5 separate regions of the Homo sapiens genome follow, and regions 2, 3, 4 and 5 are each linked to region 1. Evidence: chromatin contacts called from ENCODE Hi-C or POLR2A ChIA-PET data. All regions are on one chromosome and are shown on one strand. The core of a region is the stretch at or near the end of the contact, and the rest is flanking DNA. Distances in the headings are between cores, read along the strand shown.

Evidence for each region. A loop is a pair of places that touch in the nucleus more often than their neighbours do. ChIA-PET counts read pairs that join two places held with the same protein, here RNA polymerase II (POLR2A). Pooled maps may share reads with other maps.
Region 2: a loop to region 1 is called in a pooled map, with 5 times the contacts of the local background. The contact joins two enhancer-like sites. A Hi-C loop is called at or near these places in 2 of 168 maps with a recorded cell type or tissue (IMR-90 and cardiac septum), 2 of 37 single-sample maps with no recorded cell type and 8 of 50 pooled maps. POLR2A ChIA-PET finds 5 or more read pairs at or near these places in 3 of 52 experiments (AG04449, activated CD4-positive, alpha-beta memory T cell and activated naive CD4-positive, alpha-beta T cell).
Region 3: a loop to region 1 is called in a map of ovary, with 3 times the contacts of the local background. The contact joins two enhancer-like sites. A Hi-C loop is called at or near these places in 1 of 168 maps with a recorded cell type or tissue (ovary) and 7 of 50 pooled maps. POLR2A ChIA-PET finds 5 or more read pairs at or near these places in 1 of 52 experiments (WTC11).
Region 4: a loop to region 1 is called in a map with no recorded cell type, with 3 times the contacts of the local background. The contact joins two enhancer-like sites. A Hi-C loop is called at or near these places in 13 of 37 single-sample maps with no recorded cell type and 7 of 50 pooled maps. POLR2A ChIA-PET finds 5 or more read pairs at or near these places in 2 of 52 experiments (H1 and HCT116).
Region 5: a loop to region 1 is called in a map of PC-3, with 7 times the contacts of the local background. The contact joins two enhancer-like sites. A Hi-C loop is called at or near these places in 1 of 168 maps with a recorded cell type or tissue (PC-3) and 2 of 50 pooled maps. POLR2A ChIA-PET finds 5 or more read pairs at or near these places in 4 of 52 experiments (BJ, PC-3, activated CD8-positive, alpha-beta memory T cell and 1 more).

The regions. Positions count from the first base shown.
Region 1 is chr14:71,142,131-71,144,732 of GRCh38, reverse strand. No RefSeq gene overlaps it. Among named protein-coding and RNA genes, the nearest start is that of SIPA1L1, 180 kb to the left of the region's middle. Within about 2 kb of position 1,297, at least 10 of the 41 ENCODE cell types and tissues checked have a DNase peak (open chromatin) inside an H3K27ac peak, as active enhancers do; they include PC-3, where a contact is called at or near this core.
Region 2 is chr14:71,590,808-71,593,409 of GRCh38, reverse strand. The region is part of intron 5 of SIPA1L1 (signal induced proliferation associated 1 like 1); the gene reads right to left. Among named protein-coding and RNA genes, the nearest start is that of SNORD56B, 190 kb to the right of the region's middle. Within about 2 kb of position 1,314, at least 4 of the 41 ENCODE cell types and tissues checked have a DNase peak (open chromatin) inside an H3K27ac peak, as active enhancers do.
Region 3 is chr14:71,528,668-71,531,269 of GRCh38, reverse strand. It overlaps SIPA1L1 (signal induced proliferation associated 1 like 1), which reads right to left. Exons shown (of 24, transcript NM_001386936.1): 4 at 1,900-1,958. Among named protein-coding and RNA genes, the nearest start is that of SNORD56B, 130 kb to the right of the region's middle. Within about 2 kb of position 1,294, at least 6 of the 41 ENCODE cell types and tissues checked have a DNase peak (open chromatin) inside an H3K27ac peak, as active enhancers do.
Region 4 is chr14:71,490,799-71,493,400 of GRCh38, reverse strand. The region is part of intron 2 of SIPA1L1 (signal induced proliferation associated 1 like 1); the gene reads right to left. Among named protein-coding and RNA genes, the nearest start is that of SNORD56B, 94 kb to the right of the region's middle. Within about 2 kb of position 1,325, at least 2 of the 41 ENCODE cell types and tissues checked have a DNase peak (open chromatin) inside an H3K27ac peak, as active enhancers do.
Region 5 is chr14:71,447,823-71,450,424 of GRCh38, reverse strand. All of the region lies in intron 2 of SIPA1L1 (signal induced proliferation associated 1 like 1), which reads right to left. It also overlaps the pseudogene RN7SL683P. Among named protein-coding and RNA genes, the nearest start is that of SNORD56B, 51 kb to the right of the region's middle. Within about 2 kb of position 1,289, at least 2 of the 41 ENCODE cell types and tissues checked have a DNase peak (open chromatin) inside an H3K27ac peak, as active enhancers do; they include PC-3, where a contact is called at or near this core.

The DNA of each region.
Region 1 (2,602 bases), core at 48-2,547:
CTGAGACTACAGGCACATGCCACTATGTGGCTAAACAAAAAAAATTTGTTTGAGGGGCTGGGCACAGTGGGTCACGCCTGTAATCCCAGCACTTTGGGAGGCTTAGGTGGGAGGATTGCTTAAGACCAGGAGTTTGAGATCAGTCTGGGCAACACAGTGAAAGCTTATCTCCACTAAAAATAAAAAAAGTTAGCTGGGCATGGTGGCACATGCCTGTGGTCTCAGCTACTCAGGAGGCTGAGGTAGGAGGATCACCTGAGCCCAGGAGGTCAAGGCTGCAGTGAGCTGAGATTGTGCCACTGCACTCCAGCCTGGGCAATAGAGTGAGACCCCCCCGTCTCTTAGAGGCTGGTCCTGAACTCCTGGCCTCAGGTGATTCTCTCACCTTGGCCTCTTAAAGCAATGTTTTTCTCAACCCAGAAGTTCTCTGAATCCCTGTCATTTAGGTTTTATTCTTGTTTTTATTAAAACAAAATTTTTTAAAGATATAGGGTCTCTCTATGTTTCCCAGGCTGGCCTCAAATTCCTGGGCTTAAGCAATCCTCCCACCTCAGTCTCCCCAGTAGCTGGAATTACGTTTCAGCCACTGCATCTGATTTCACTTAGGATTTTTTTGGGAGATTTTTATCTGACTTCATTTAGGAGTGTTTTTGCAGGGAGTGGGAGGGCGGGGGCGGGGATTTTAAACACAGCTTTGCTGCTGTGCTTCTCTTACTTTCCTACGTGGAAATTAAGCTCACTAAAGGTAGTAACTCAGGCTTTGACCTCTTTCTTGCTCAAGGTCTGAATTATGCAGGCATGATTGATGAAATCATTGGTCATTTAGTGATTGGACTTTATCTCCAATCCCTTTCCTCTCCTTGAAGGTCAGAAGTGAGGAGGTGGGGCTGAAAGTTCTAATCCTCTAATCACATGGTTGATTTTTCTAGTGACCAGCCCCCATCCTGAAGCTATCTAGGGCCTCTCCATGACTCATCTCATTAGCATACAGGACTATCAGTTCCAAGGATTTTGAGGCGCTGTGTCAGGAACCAGGGACAAAGACCAAATATTTATTTTGTATCATACCACAGCAAGCCCCGGATGGCTCAATGTCTTGGGCTGAAAGGAAGGGGCTGTTTGAGTCAGGAGACAAGAGAACAACAGTGGGAGGTGTCCTCTGTGTTCATACTCCCCTGTGTGGTTTGGTGAGCCTCAGGCTTTACAGGATGTAGGTGATGTGGGCCCTCCGTTACCTCATCTTATACTCAGGCTATGAAATGCGTCAGATGCCAGCCTTCTTGTAAAAGTTGGGGAGAGGCTGCTATGGTCAGAATGTTTTTGTTCCCTCCAAAACTCACGTGTTGGAAACTTAATCCCCAATGCAACAGCATTGGGTGGTGGGGTTTACTGGGAGGTGTTCAGGTCATGAGGGTGGAGCATGAGTGGATTAAAGCCAGTCTAAAAAGGGCTTGTGGATGTGGGTTCCCTCTGTTCTGCATTTCTGTCCTGTAAGGAACAGTGATTGCCCCTGCTCCGGAAGATGTAATGTGTAAGGTACCATCCTGGGGGTGGCCCTCTCCAGACACCAAGCCTGCTGGCACCTTGATCTTGGACTTCCCAGCCTCCAGAACTGTGAGAAATAAATTTCTGTTCTTTATTAATTACCCAGCAATTTTTATAGCTGCACAAAATGGTTTAAGACAGAGGTCATAGCAAGCTTCAGTTTTTACTTTTTCCCCTTGCATCTGAACAATTGCAAGCAGAAAGAACAACTGAGTGCTTTATTTCTGCAACCACCATGCTGCTACTGAGTGAAGGGGAAGGAGGGGTAAGAGCTTGCCTTCTTTCCTTGTGTTAATTGCAACATCTTCCAAAACCCAGCAAGGAAGGCATGAAGTGAGCCTACCAAGGCCAGTCTCCAGATGAGGGGACTATAGCTACAGATTGCTATGTTTCCTGTTGGTGGTGGTAGCAAGATTTCATAGGGGCCTTTCTTGCCATTGCTCAAAATGAAATGCATTGACACCAAAGGAAGTGGTGAAACTGTGGGCATTGTATGCTTTAGAAATTTGATATTTGGAAACCTGCAGACCTGAAGAGGCAGTAGCTTCTCCTGAAGATCTGATATCCAAGGGCTACCCAGACAAGGAGCTGACTTGTCAGGAAGTGTGGTGGACCTTGACGCAAAAACTCAAACCACAAATGTTTCACTTCTAAATTTTTGCAGGCTTTGTTATATAGACATTTTTGTTAAGCCCTGTCTAAAACAATAGGATGACTGGGTTCTTTCCCCTCCTCATGGTGACTACGTGCATCTTCTACGAACATTCCCATGTCATGTGGTCAGCTTCCAAGAAAGACTTTACCAATGAGTCTGTTTACAGATTCTCAACCAGAGGACTTACAGGAATGCACAGTAGCTATTTGTTTGGGATGCAGAGGTACATGAGCCCCAGACCTCATCCCCAATCAGGCAGTTGGGTAGGAATGGTGTGGTTACTGATGGTGGGAGGACAGGGATGGTGGGGACTTTCCTGTGGAGGGCCCACCACTGAAGAAATCTCTCTACCTCCTGGTTTGATCCAGGCTTTCCAGGGATAAAATAAGAGGGGGAAACAAA
Region 2 (2,602 bases), core at 65-2,564, 450 kb before region 1:
TGAAACCCCATCTCTACTAAAAATACAAAAATTAGCTTGGCACAGTGCTGCACACCTGTAATCCCAGCTACCTGGGAGGCTGAGGCACGAGAATCGCTTGAATCCAGGAGGCAAAGATTGCAGTGAGCGGAGATCGTGCCACTGAACTCCAGCGTAGGTGAGAGAGTGAGACTCTGTCTCAATAAATAAATAAATAAATAAATAAATAAATAAATAAATAACACAAAACACATACATACTCAAAGGAAGATAAGTAATTCAGGTTAATCTGAATGCAGCCCTACTGCCTAGTCTGTGCCTCCATAAGGAGGATGTGGCTATCACTTGGACTTCTATCACCAGTACAGATCCACCTTAATGTCCAATGGGCATTAAGTGAGGAACTCAATAAAGTACAAAGAAGTAACATGATGCATGTTAGCTATATTATTACTGTCATTTAATCCTGGTTCTCAATATAAACATACACTCACTAGCAAAATGGCAAAGAGAAGTGGGCATGAGAAAGGACTGGAAAGAAAAGCATCAATGGCATGTTGCTTATTTTACTAAATACAAACAATGGGATTCCTCTACTGATCCAGTATTTTTCCAGCAATGGACCTGGCTTCTATGTTGGACTAAAATAGCCTCTGAAGTCTAAATTTGTAAAATAATGTTTATAAAAACAACATAATAATAAAGTGATTATAGCTTCATCAGCCAAATATGATTTTTACATATAATATCAGCTGTATAGCATACTTTAGTAAAGTACTCCCCCTCCACCCCCTCCCCACCTGAGACTTAGCCACAGTGAAGTCAGGAATGCATTAGGCAGCCAAATGGAAACTACCCGGTGATAAGCGGCTGAGTGACAGCCAGGTCAGCTCTGCCACACCTTGGTGCTAGAGGATAAATTACATCTGACACTGATGTACTCCTTCAACAAGAAGACTTGCTTTAAGGTTCTGATTAGGAAAAATGAGTTAGTCTGCTAATTTCAGTGAATCAAAGTTGTCTATTATAAGACAGAGTTGTTTGTTTAGATATGTTTTATACTATATAAAAGTATAAACAACAATTTTTAAAATGTACAGTTTATACTTTACAGAGCTTAATTTCTGCTCCAAATTTTGTTATCCAGAGCCACTATTTGTGGTATATTATCATACTGTAACAAATTGCCTGTCTGACTTGAAAGTTGTGTGGCCCAAGAAAAGCTCTTACAGTAACCACTCTGTGTAACTGACTTCCACTGAACAACTTCCTGGATTAACCACTGCTCATAATTTCCCTGCAAACCATGCTGACAAATACCCAATGGCACTAGCAGTCTAGTGGGTGATCCCTAGGTGCCATACATACTTTCTGTTCCTGCCAGCTGGACCTCATGCTGACAAAGAGTGAGCTGTTTATACCAATTGACTTGCTATTTTAATTATGAAATTTAATCATGAAAGCTGATGAAATATGAGTACAAAAGATAAACGTTGTTCCTATTAAAAACTAAGGCTTTATACAAACTTAATAAAGGCAAGTCATTAAAAAGAAAGCTGTTGGATTAAATGTGGGCAGGACAGCTATGAAAAAATGAGAAAAAATTTATGAAATCTAAGATTTTGTACTCAGATTATGTTGTTAGTCTCTATGTTTTTATTCTTATGGTTTAGCCTATTAACACAATTAAGAATTTAAAAGAGTAGAATCATTGTCAAAGAAAAGCCCTTGGTCTCACAAGAGTTTGGCAAACATATTCTTATATGTGTTAATGATAATAAAACAGTTTGAATGTATACTTTTTAACAATTCCCTGCTTGAGTTGATATTTTCAATTCACTAGTTCCAATTATGCTGGGTAAAAGGGTATTTTCCATGCTTCAAGTTAGTAACTACTGGATTAGTGGGTATTAGATTTATGAGGTTATTATGAACAAACAGGATTAATCTGGAATCTAGGCATTCACATTTTTATTCCAGACTTTTGAAAGATAAAATACTTTAAGATTCTCCATCTCTTTAACCTAGCAGAGATCAGAGAACAGTGATTAAGAACATGACTCTGTTCAGACAGCCTGGCTCCAACATTTACTAGCTCCATGAGAGTCTTATCACTTAAGCTCCAGTTTTCTCAACTGGAAAATAAGGTTAACAATAGTACCTACCTTCCTGGGCATCAAGAGATTGAAATGAGAAAATGTGGCATAGCAAATGCCTAGTACAGTGCCTGGTACACAGTAAGTACCCAAAATGTTCATTATTATAATAATATTATTATACTGCCTAATAGGAAAAAAGTACCCATTATTACATAAATTAGATTATAACTAATATGTTTCAGTGTCAGTTTTGGGTGGAGGCCATTTTGCCTCCACCTATCGACAGCTCAGACACACCTGCAGAAAATTTGCACAGGTACAGTAAAGCAGGGGTTCTCAGCTAGGGGTTAGTTTACCTCTTAAGAGACATTTGGCAATGCCTGAAGACATTTTAGGCTGTCACAACTAGAGGGAGGAGGAAAACCTACTGGCATTAATAGTGTGGAAGCCAGGGATGCTGCTAAGCATCCTACATCCTACAATACACAGGACAGCCCCCTACTCCACGCTACCCCAACAAAGAA
Region 3 (2,602 bases), core at 45-2,544, 390 kb before region 1:
CTCACAATGCAGAAAAATGATGCCAGAAGCATCATTTGGACTACAGAATGAATAGAGCTATTTAAATGAAACAGCAACCAACACACTCTGAAAACCTCATTAATGACACAATTGATCTATAAGTATCCTGCACATTCCACACCTGCACAGGAGTGTAGAAGTAGATACAGAGAGTGAACTCAATGGTAGGCCAATTACCAGAGAAAAGTGCTTCGTATTAGTAGATAAGACAGAAAGCTATCAGCATGTTGGTTCAAACTCATTGACCATTCAAAACCTAAAACATTCTATCACAGATCACTAGGATACCCAATAATAGATCTTTTCACAAGTACCTAAGAACAGATTTATAGCCTCTTTCAGCGATCCTCAATTTATTCTAAACTCCCTTACGATTTTGAGTAATAAATGCACATAGCATCTACATTTACTCAAAGTTAAAAAGCATCCAAAAATCATACAATACACTATGTGGGAAGAACACAAACAAATGCATGGGAATAATAAAGACCAAAACCAGGATAGTGGCTTCTTGGGGATTAAGAAAGGGAACTGCTGTTAGAGAGAAATATCCTGGGTTTTTTAATGTTCAATGGAATTGGTAAACATTCGATTTCTCTATAGAGTGTTGAGGAGAGGTAACATGGATTTTGTTTTTCTGCTAATCAAAAAGGAGCTGGGGTAAGGATATTTGTGTTATGCCTTATATGCTTTTTATATTTGAAATATTCCTACTAATTTTTCAAGAACAAAAACAAGGAATTAGAAGGGTATAGACTGTTCTAAGAAAACACAAAGAACAAGTCTGCACTGCCAAATATGCACCTACCTATGCAAAGGGATGAGTCTGCCAGTATCCAAGACCCTTTTTAGCATTCACAGCACAAGTTGGTCGATCAGGACGCAAAACCTTCTGGGGGTGTGGGGGTGGGGTAGAATCTGAAAGTGATATATTTTATTCTCATGTCTTTGAATACTAAATCACTACCTGCTAACTGTTAAGAGTGAAGAGTATGCCAGTCAACACCAACACACTCTGCCAGTTTAATTTAATGGTATTATTTTGCCTTGCTTTGCAATTACTCCTACATTTCCCCAGGGAGAAACTAATGGATTACTAAAAATAAAATGGAGACTAAGTGAATCACTTAGGCTGTTTTGGCTCCTAACTCAAACTGGCTTAAATAAAAAGGAAATGTATTGGCTCAAATGCTTGGACGTCAGAGAAAGGGCAAGCTTCAGGGCTGGTTTCCTTGTGATTCTGGACTCCGTCCTCCACCCTGTGTGGCTTCTCACTCAGTCCGGAAGCCACAATGCTGCAGCTACACCAGACCTCACACCAGCGCACAACAACATCCAGAAGTAAGAGGCAGCTCTGTCCTAACCATGAGAAGCCTTCTGCCAGAAGCTCCAGGCAAACCCACATTGGAGCCACGCTGGGTAGAAAAGGATTACAGGACCATCTCTGAAACCATCCCCCTGGCCAGGTAACACTCAGCACTCACTGATGTAGCCAGAGTTCATGAGTCAATCATGGACAAGGCAGAAATGAGACTGCTCCTAATCAGGGCGAGCTGCAGTCAGTTCTTCAACCCCATAACATGAGGAATAGATGCAACGCATGATATGGATCCAACCCTAATGTTCAGTCAGTACTATTTACAGGCAATAGCCTGAGCAATACTGTATCAGAATACGAAATAAATCACTATTACACTGTATTTGTATATAAAGCTATAGATTCAAAAAGCAGATGACAAACGACTTCATCTCTTTGAGAAAAGTAGATTTTTTAAAATTTTGTTTCTATGTTTTCATTTCTCTAATCAGAAATTTAAACACAGAAAATCAACACTTTGTAAAGCAGGTAGGTCATAGGAAGTATGGCATAGTACTTACTATATTCTTGTGCCATGGCTACCGAAATTTAGACAACGTCCACACCAATAAGGTATAACCTGAAATAAAATTAGAAAAAAAACCTGGTTAAGTGCACAATAAATTTCACTAAAATACAATAGCTGTATAACTTACACAGGTCTTATCTTTGTTCTAGAAGAGGCAAACCAGCCTTTCTAAGGTAAATAGTTGCTTTTAAATTAGACATTAGAGAAAAATGTCTCTAGTATTATCATATTTCTTTCTTTTTTTTTTTTTAAGATGGAGTTTCACTCTTGTTGCCCAGGCTAGAGGGCAATGGTGCGATCTTGGCTCACCACAACCTCCACCTCCCAGGTTCAAGCGATTCTTCTGCCTCAACCTCCCTAGTAGCTGAGATTACAGGCGTGTGCCACCACGCCCAGCTAATTTTGTATTTTTAGTAGAGACGAGGTTTCTCCATGTTAGTCAGGCTGGTCTCGAACTCCTGACCTCAGGTGATATGCCCGCCTCAGCCGCCCAAAGTGCTGGGATTACAGGCATGAGCCACCGCGCCCGGCCTGTCTGTAGTATTATAATATTTCTAAATATTTTTAAGGTCACATGCATCTTTGTAGAGCTGACCATAACAAACCAAAACAAACAAAATACCTTTTTATCAAGTACTGTTGCCCTGGACTGCTATTTATAAAGCTGAAACAAAAAGGGGAAAAAATAGAATTAT
Region 4 (2,602 bases), core at 76-2,575, 350 kb before region 1:
ACTACTTTCGCCAGGTGCAATAGCTCACACCCGTAATCCCAGCACTTTGGGAGGGTGAATGGGGAAAACTGCTTGAGCCCAGGATTCAACACCAGCCTGGGTAACATGGTGAAACCCCATCACTCCAAAAATAAAAAAAACTGGGGGCGTGGAGGGTTTGGGCACCTGTAGTCCTAGCTACTCAGGAGGCTGAGGCAGGAAAATTGCTTGGGCCCAGGAGTTCAAGGCTGCAGAAAGCTACAGAGCTACAGTCACACCACTGCACTCCAGCCTGGGTGACAGAGCAAGACCCTGTCTCTAAAAAAATAAATACCTATGTTTTGGGGGAGGGATAAAGGGGCAGGCACCACAGATATATTCTTTCGATATAAATTGATTTGGAAATTGGAGAACAGTTACATAAGTAAAAGAGATCCCAGATTCTGCCTTCCGGGACAACAAAAAAGGAGGTAAATGTATGAAAATGCCATTTACTGGCTGGGCACAATGGCTCATGCCTATAATCCCAGCACTTTGGGAGGCCACGGTGGGAGAATTGCTTGAGCCCAGGAGTTTGAGACCAGCCTGGGCAATAGAGTGGACCCCATCCCTACATTAAAAAAAAAAAAAAAATCTAGCCAGGCATGGTGGCATATGCCCATGGTCCCAGCTACTTGGGAAGCTGAGATGGATCGCTTGAGCCTGGGAGATTGAGGCTGGAGTGAACCATAATTGTGCCCTGGGCGAGAGAGTGAGCTCCTGTCTCTGAAAAATAAGAGCGGCTTTCACTCACAAATATTCTGACCACTAAAGAGCTACCGCACGGGCCTGGTCCTATCACACAGTCTTCAAGTCTGAAGCAGACAGCAGAGGTTGTTTATATCCAGAGTTTATATTAACATGACCTATATCCAGAAAACTGCTATCTGCCTCAACAGATGTCCACACTATTAAACAGCTCTGTCAAGCTCTTTCAGAATCAAAGATTTTTCTTAAAGAAAAGGAACACACTAAAATTGTCACCTGTAAACCCCACTTCTGGCTCTTTTTTAACAGGGCATCAAGCTGACCCTTTATGCTGTTGGAAAAAAACACGGCTATATTGAAGATTAAAACTTCTAAACTAATAAAAACAACACCACAGTTCTAAATTCTCTCCTGCCTCATCTCCCCTTGAAACTTCAAGCAATCCACACTTGCTCCTTCCTGCCAAATCCTTGCTGTAACTGTGCCATCAGGCTGCTAGCACGAAAAACTGAGTTACTATACCACCCTCTTTGCACTCAGCCCTGGTAGTAGCCAATATTTCCCAACACAGCCAAACAAAGACCTTGTTGTCAAGGACAGGCATCTCGGCCAATGCTAGCTACCGTGGTGCCTCGCCATTACACAGGTTGAAATACAGTCAAATCATTAGGTGACAGAGGGGAGATGGTGCTGACAGACTTGGATTAGCAGAAACAGGACAGCATTTTTCCCACACACGCACAACCCGAACTATAATAAATGAGGATTATCAGGTAAATTCTCATAATTCTCTTCATTTACAATTTACTGAAAATGTAGCCTACAAATGCCAACTCTTCATGTGGGGGGGCGGGGGAAGGGGTGTGTGTGTGTGTGTGTGTGTGTGTGTGTGTGTGTGTGTGTGTGTGTGTGTTTGAAATAAAACATTAAGCCTGAAACGGTGGCTCACGCCTGTAATCTCAGCACTTTGGGAAGCCAAGGCAGGCTGAGCATTTGACTGTTGTTCCAGCTACTTGTGGGGTTGAGGTGGGAGGATTGCTTGAGCCGGGGAGGTCGAGGCTGCAGTGAGCCATGATTGCACCACTGCACTCCAGTCTGGACGACAGAATGAGATTATCTCAAAACAACAATAACAACAACAACAACAACAACAAACAGGTTGCTCCCTAATACTACTGCTTATATTGCTTCTAGAGCACTGATTACAGTTCATATGTCCATATTTGTTTCATTTCTCTTCCACTAAGCCATTAAGTTCCATGAAGATAAGTACAATGTCAGTTTGGAGATATACTGTCCCCAGAACCTAGGCCTGACACATAGAAGGGGCTCAAGGGGAAAAAGAGGAATGAATGATGATCACCAAAAGGAACAACTGTAATTTAAACTTCAGAGAACTGAACCCAAAGATAGCTCAGAGTTTCCAAGAGCCACATTCAGTTTGCTTGAGTATCCTGCTGTAATGAAGGAAAAACAAAACTGAAATTAAAGAGACTCTTGAAAATCAACTGGTAGTTGACATTTCCTTTCCAATGAGTTAGAAATATATTAATAGGTGAATTTAATTTCTTTTTATTTTTAAATATCGACATCCTGTCTGTTTGAAGGGAGGACTCTGAGGATTAAAAAGGGTAACTACTTAAGCACTCAGTGATATACAGAGCATTATAAAATATTAGGATATGATAAATATCATTGCTACTAAGTTAAATAAGCAAACTTCCCAGTATCAGGAACAGGCATCTTCATTCCTATTAAACCCCTACCTTTGAAAATGTTCTCTACGATGTATGTACGATATCAGGTAGCTAAAACTTAAGGTCATCTTTATAAAGAAATTCTACTTTTTATAGATTCAGCATTTATGTTATTATGA
Region 5 (2,602 bases), core at 40-2,539, 310 kb before region 1:
ATTTCTGTGAAGTTTTGTTTAATGAACAGGTTTATTACAAAGATTTTAAATCCTTTTATATAAATGAGTACAGAGTCTTAGAGAACACACTATCGAGCTATAAACTGACACCTTAGGAAGTAAATTAAATCTACTGTATCAGTACAAGGGTGATGAGAAAATCAGTAAGCCCTCCAAATAGAAATATGACAGAATATAAATCTAAATATAAAGTTACATATATTTATTTCTGGTATATCTGTATATTAACACATAAACACACTATCAAGAATGTAAATAATCGTAATAGAAAAATTATATAAAGATATATTTAGCAGAAATATTACATATATCTCTGGGTTTAGGATTTGGGATAATTTTTATTTTTTAAGTTTTATTTTACTGTTTGCATTGTTAAAATGAACATATATCATTTTTAAGGTTAAAAAATAAGCTAAAAGATCTGAGAAAAAGACAGTTCCTGTTCAAAAAAATGAGTCAATGCGTGTTTTCTTCCTGATTCACAGAACAAATTAGTGGGAGAATTTTCTCAATTTTAAGACCTTTCTCCCAATGTTAGCCTTCTGGCATCTGCCAAAGTATACCTACAAGCAAATACCAACAAAGCTCATATAGCAGAACAAATAGAACAGTAGCAGAAAACTGGCACTAAAAGAATTCATAATAACATTAATAAATCATGCTTAACTGAGACAGTCCCCCCACCTCACCTCCAACCCTGAGCCAGCAGTTGTGATTTTATGTTACGTACATATAACTGTGTTCATTTTCTGCTAGTAAAATCGTTCTTCGTTCCTAAGATAGAATTAAGTATACCAGTATTTCCTGATTTTCTATTAAAATCACATAACTTCCAGGTGCTCCATTATCTGAACAAAAATAAGGACCTAGAGGCATCCCTGTCACCAGATGTGTAGCCTTGTGACTAATGTTAGCTGTATCTTAAAGACAAGAAAAGGGAAAAGGTGAATTCAGCTCTCTAGGAGCTCAGTAGTAAATTACTCACCAGGTAGAATTCTGCCCATTGTCTCAATTACTCTTCCCCAGACAACTTCATTTGTTCAGAGAAAAAAACAAAAGCCCAATCTGGTTTATTCTCCCAGCTAATCAAGCCATCCACACAAAGCTGAACTAAAACCATAACTAGAGTTTAAATTTCCTGATTCCTTCCTTGAAAGGTAGTCTTACTAATTAGGTAATTTACAACAGGGCCTTGGCAAACCAAAGAGGAAACCTGAAAAAGCAGCAGCCTTTTGCTGTCCCTCTGGCTTTAATCACCATGAAGGTCACCCAGTCCTGCCATCAACCAGCTCTCCTACTTTGGAGAAGCAGGCTGACTCAAAGAGCAAACACCTGTCTCTCATAGTAATGACTTTATTCTCCAGGCCTAACTTTATAAATGAGAAAACTAAGAGAGTAAACAGCTCTATTAACACTGTTGTCATTTTTTAAAACAATTCTTTTAAAGAGATGGGGTCCTGCTATGTTGCCCAGGCTGGAGTGTAGCAGCTATTCACAGGCACAATTCCACTACTGATCAGCACAGGAGTTTCCAACCTGGGCCAGTTGACCCCTCCCTTAGGCAATCTGGTGGTCCCCCACTCCCAGGAAATGCTGAACTTAGTAGGGACACTCAATTGGCATAGAGCACTACAGCTTATAACTCCTGGGTTTAAACAATCCTCCTGCCTCAGCCTCCTGAGTTGCTAGGACTACAGGCAGGTACAACACCCGGCTTACAATTAGACTTGAAATGCAGGCTGTTATGAAGAGTCTCTTGGCTACAGTTCAAGGGAAACATAACACATTAATGCAAAACATCTTCAGCTTTCCCCAATTCCACTTATTTCAGCCCATTTCAGAAATGTCTTCTTTATTCCAACTTGAAAATTCATGTTATACTTGTTATAAATGTCAAACGGTTTTCAGAATATAGAATTCCAGTGGCTAGAGTTAGATGCCTGGGAACACAACTAGCCCCATAAACCTTGGGCAAGTTGCTTAACCTCTCTGGGCCTCAGTTTCTTCAGCTCTAAAAAGAGGATAATACCTACTCCATAGGACTGAGGTGAAGGTCAATACATTAGAGCACTTAGGAAACTCTGTGGCACATGGCAACTGATTGATCAATAAAGGTCAGTTATTACTATAATCATTGGTGTGGATGATGTTATTGCTACCAGAAAGACAACCAAGAAAGCGATGGAAGCGTAGGAAAAAAAAGTGCAAAATAAAGGAAAGAGAACTAAGAGAAAGAAGAATGGCAGCTGCCATGTAATAGCCAAGGGGCATTAGACAAGTTCCTTCAGTTTCCTCATCTACAAAACGGAGATGACATCCACTTGCTCCATCACCCTCCTCACAGGACTGTTCTGGAAGCCACAAGAAAATATCTCTGGCCACAGAACAGAAAGCTAAATGTCTTGCATTGTCACTGACCAGAGGGGCTCAACAAACCTTGGAATACCATGAACTTTCACAATGAGCCATTAGTCAAATAACTATGCACATTAAATGAATATTCTGGATACCACTCTAACAAAAAAATCAATAGTAGGCCAGGCATGGTGGCTCACACCTGTAATCCTAGCATTTTGGGAGG